Linked DNA regions of Mus musculus: region 1 is linked to region 2. A link is a loop called in an ENCODE intact Hi-C map of the cell type or tissue named here. Cell type or tissue: heart. All regions are shown on one strand.

Region 1 (2,500 bases), 1.6 Mb after region 2:
CATAACCAATCCGGGTATGAGACACGCCTCTCCTAGGCCTATAAAAGCAGCACCAGCTCTGGGCTCGAAGTCTTTTCGCCTCTGCAATCAAGCTCTCCCAATAAACGTGTGCAGAAGGATCCTGTTGCAGCGTCGTTCTTGCTGGTCGAGTCGAGCGCGCGCAAGACTATAGGGCTGGGGTGTGGGGGGGGTGGCACATAGCGGCACTTGCTGCACAGTTATAAGTGCATACACTCACATGGACCCAGACATGCAGACAGACAGACACACACACACGGAAAAATTAAATAAAAATGCCAGGCAATGGTGGTGCACACCTTTAATCCCACCACTAAGAGGCAGAGTCTGAGTTCAAAGACATCCTGGTCGACAGAGAGCCAGTTCCAGGACAGCCAGGGCTGCACAAAGAAACCCTGTCTTGTTTAAAAAAAAAAAAAAAAGAAAAATAAACCATATCATTTTCCACGGAGACAAGAAATCATTAAATGTTGCTTCTTTAGAACAAATTCTTCTTTTTAACATGGCAATTTACCTCCTCTCCTCTTAATATGCCGTGACATTAGATATTAAAAACCCCTCAAAACCATAGATAATAGTAAAATATTCAAAGCTTCCCAGAGCCCTGCCCGAAGGTTGTTAAAACTTTAAATTTCAGTAAATAAACAAGAGACCCATGTGCAAATTTCTAAGCACAGTAGGTGCCCCTCATTTCTGGTACTCTGTTCATCTAACACAGCTGAACTCAGTCATTTCAGTTCCTAGTCAGGGGTTACCGCTGTTGTGTTAGTTCTCACAACTTTGTGTTATATATATATATTTATATGTGTGTGTGTGTGTATATATATATATATTAAAGATCCCAGGGAGAATGCCAGAGAGAATGTGGCATTCTCTTTGTTTCTTTTACCCCAAGGTCACAGTATCACGGAGACATGGTCAAAAAAATCATTCCACCGTACAATGGGCATTTTCTATTCTGTTTCTGATAGTCACTACCTAAAGTCCAAGTATCACTCAATTTAAGTATAAATTTTCCCAGAAATTATAGAGTTCCATCAGTTTTGTCTTCTGATTCTTAGTAGTGGTGACAGTTCCCTGTGATTTTGATAATATAAAGTATTCTTTATTGGATCATGATTCCATTTTCCAGTACATGCTAGACTTTTCTCCCAAAAGAACTTGTAGTTGCTGCTGATGGAGGGCAGGGGGCGCAACCAAGCTGGGCTCAGTTTGGTCCACCTCCTGATACTGGCTCTCCAACCTTGGATATTACCTTAGTCTTCTCTCTGCTGTGCCTGTGGCATTTATCCCTAGAGTAATACCACTCACCACGTTTCCTGTTCTTTATTCTGATTTTACTGTCCCTACTGAAGATCAACCACAGGCTTTTTACTTCCCAAGCAAGGACTGTACCACTGAGATATACATCTTGAATCTCCTAGGTCTCTTATTTTGGTTTTATGCTTTGTAGTGGAGGACTTTTGTTTGTTTGTTTGTTTGTTTTTGTTGTTGTTAAGGACTTATTTATTTTTTGTATTTGAGTACACTGTCACTGTCTTCAGACACGGAGGGATCTCTGGATGGTTGTGAGCCACCATATGGTTGGTAGGAATTGAACTCAAGACCTCTGGAAGAGCAGTCAGTGCTCTTAACCACGGAGCCATCTCTGCAGCCCTTGAGGAGGTTTTTTTTGAAGACTCCTTTCTCCAAGATCGGAAGACAGTCTATTGATAGTGTAAAGATCCACAATTTACCTGGCATTTGGTCAGCAGGCTAAGTCTATACACAGCATCCCGAGGGACGGAAGAATTGGGATTCTACAGATCCCAGGAGTTCCCAGAGCGGCCTTCCCCCTTAGCTTATGACTATATACCAAGCTAAATGAATTTAAGGAGGATGTTTTAAACTATACATCACAAAATGTACACATGGTCTAAACACAGTCTTCCAGAGCCAGATGTGATGGTCCATGCCTGCCATTCCAGCGCTCAAGAGGCTGGGACAGAAGTATTGCAGGTGCAAAGCCAGCCTGAGCTACATAGAACCTATCCAAAAAAAAAAAAAAAAAAGTCTTGCAAAGAAACTACGTGTGTATATAACAGAATAACGAAAGCAAAGCACAAATTATCCAGAGTCTGAGAGATCTGATGGTTCTGATTCTAGCATTTTCAGGGTTTTCTTATAAGAAAACAAAAGCAACAATGGTACAACTAGATGTTGTGTCTAAAGACAGAAATTATTAGCATTATGTGAAACAGGAGTTTACACCCATTACCCACTATTCCTGAGATCTGAAGTATAAACTGCCCCCAGGAAACATTAGCCATTGATGCGACAAAGCTGGCTGCTTAGTAAAATATTTTTTAAAGATTAGTATAATAGCCATATTCTTTTAGTGATGTTAGAAGTTATACGCTATTGAATTCAGTACTTTCCAAAAGGAGACATTTCTTTCTAGTCATAGACAGAATTATCTTCAGGGACTATAGTGGTATTTCCT
Region 2 (2,500 bases):
ATAAATTTCAGGACAAAAACCGATGTGCGGATTTCCTGCACACCACAAAGAACAAACTCACTTTAGAGAGAAAAAATGATTTCACTGTCTGATAACTTCAGCTGTAGGCACGTCTTTGGATAAGGTCAGTGACATCCTGCCTCTGAGGGTGGGCTCCTTGGTGGTTTAACGCCCAGCCTACCCTTTCTTCACTAATGTCATTTTTCATAGTCAATGCTGTAGACACAACTCCATGACCCCATCCCAAAAGAGCTGTTTAGTACTCCAAGCGAGAGCATCCAGTGACGTGATAAATCCTGAGGTGGCAGAGAGCACTAAGGTTTCAGGTTAGTTAACCTTGAGATGGAGAAATTATCTAGGTGGGGTGAATGTAGTAACAAGCGGTCTTAAAAGTAGAAGAACACAGAAAACTGTACTACAACGTAAGGTAGGTTATTACTGGCCTGCAAGGTGAAAGACAGCAATTAAACAGCGACTGAGCAGAGCTACACCTCAGCACTACATTTCAATTTTAGTCAAACCAAGCCTCACTTGTGCTTCCCAGCAGAACTGTGAATGAGGCCGGCAGTGGTGGCGCTCGCCTTTAATCCCAGCACTTGGGAGGCAGAGGCCATACAATTTTAAGTGTGCGATACAATTTTGTTATCTGTAGGTACAGTAATGCAAGAGGACCCTAGAATTTATTTCCCATAACTGAAAGTTTACACCCGTTGACTAAATCTGTGTTGCTTCATGCTACTAAATTTATAGCAATTTGCCACCCAGTCTCCTAAGACTTATTTATAGTCCAGTTCAACCATTTGAATGCTTGTTTGCTTTCTCTCCCGTGTGCCCTATCTCCTCCCTCCTCTGATTTCAGTTTACTACTTCTGAGTGGAAAGGATTATACATTTTTCTTTCTACTCCCCTCCCCTAGAAGAAATTGGTACGATTTGCTAACAAAAAACAAAACAAAACAAAAAGCTTCCTTGGTGTTTGCTTTGTTCTGCTGTCCACTATCTTAAGATTTTTGAATGTGATAGACTAGCGATTCTCACATTTGTTTTAGAAAGTATGTAGATGGTATGACTGAGACTTTTCCCCAATTCATCAATGTTCGTACTATATTCTCCATGTTTCCTACTGGGATTGCGGACAGACAGTTGCATTAGCGCTAATCAAGGATGTCTAGGGTTACTTATTTCAAAATGATCTAGGAAAGTGTTTTATACAGTACAGACTTGCAAACTGTACTCAAGTCTAAAAGGGTCAGATTTCCTGGTGGCGGCGCGCTGGCTGGAAGCTGTTATTTAACAAGTTCCGCGTGTGATTCCTTGAGTGCGATCAAACAACTGGCCTCTGAATGACCACCGCGTGAAATCGAGTCGGCCCGAGTCAGAAGCTAACTAAGCTCCTACCCTCGCCGAGACACTTCGTGACTCCATCCTCTCACCAACTCTCCATACAGGCAAGCGAGCGGCCACATCAAAACGAACCTGGGAAGGCTGGCTTTCCCGGATCGGGATCCCAGTCCCAGCACTGCACAACCGCCAGGGGCGCCGCCACGCACTGGGTGTCTGACTCCCCTCGAGCCCCGGGACCGGAAACCAGACGGACTGCCAACACCGCAGCAGCCCCGACACCGCCAGAAACCCTCTCCAACCAGGAGGCGGGCCGCTGGGGAGGGCGGAGCCACAGCGCCAGGCACGCCCCCTACCGGTGTTGCAGCCCAATCGGCTCCCTGGCTCTCTCGCCCGGGAGACTACACCTCCGCACCCGAGGCCTGATAGGGCTGCACCAAGACCCGCCGGAAGTAGTTTCCTGGGCGGAAGCTTATCCACAGGAAGTGGCGGGGGTGCTTTCTCTTCCGGTCTCTTTGGCCTCGCCGGTAGAAGCAAGATGGTGAGTGTGGTTTCTGGGCTCTGTAAATCTCTCTCCATCCTTCTTCCTCGGGCTGTCCTGCCTGTTGCCCGGCGCGTCGGTGACAAGGTTGCGAGTGAGGGGAGCTGATGGGCGAGGAGACGGCGTGCTGTGGTCCGCAGGAACTGGAAGGATGGCTGCTGTGTGCAGAGCCCGGCCCACGGTCCTAGCGCCGCTGTGGGTCTCTCTGGGCTTTGGAGGAGACGTACGCACTGCAGCCCCGGGTGGGTGATCAGGACAGGCTTGGGGACATCTGTCCCCAGCCGCCGAGAAACCGGCTGCTTGGTGGGCAGTACCGCGACTGAGAGACGGGCAGAATGTTGTCCTTAACGCCTAAAGCCAAGGAGGCTTAGGTCCGCGCAGAGTAAGGCATTATAATGGTCGTGTGGATAGCCGGTAGTGCTTCCTACCTACCCTACCTGTGTGCTAAGATTTAAATCTTTACACCGTTTTGTCCCGTGTGGATCTTGTTTACGTCTCATCCATACTCATTGCTAAGAAAATGCCAGAGTACATTGAGAAGTCAGATTTCAGAGTTGCTTATATGTGGGGTTTTTTTTCCTGCTTTTTCTTTTAATGTGCAGACGAAGGGAACGTCATC

Evidence for each region. Peaks named below come from ENCODE experiments on the same cell type or tissue, not always from the same donor. Only the 100,000 strongest peaks of a DNase experiment are listed, where the experiment ranks them.
Region 1: it touches region 2 in a loop (4-fold over the local background); 5 of 42 quality-filtered maps call a loop at or near these places.

Annotation. Positions count from the first base shown.
Region 1 is chr15:6,701,151-6,703,650 of GRCm38, forward strand. No RefSeq gene overlaps it. Among named protein-coding and RNA genes, the nearest start is that of Rictor, 6.0 kb to the right of the region's middle. In heart, a CTCF peak has its summit at 1,204; no DNase peak of the experiment used is centred here.
Region 2 is chr15:5,114,804-5,117,303 of GRCm38, forward strand. Rpl37 (ribosomal protein L37) reads left to right here and starts at 1,810. Exons shown (of 4, transcript NM_026069.3): 1 at 1,810-1,881; 2 at 2,484-2,500. The coding sequence starts at 1,879. It also overlaps a transcript of Card6 not described here. In heart, CTCF peaks have their summits at 1,539 and 1,738 (motif pointing left); a DNase peak (open chromatin) is centred at 1,688; H3K4me3 peaks cover 2,087 bases; H3K27ac peaks cover 2,500 bases.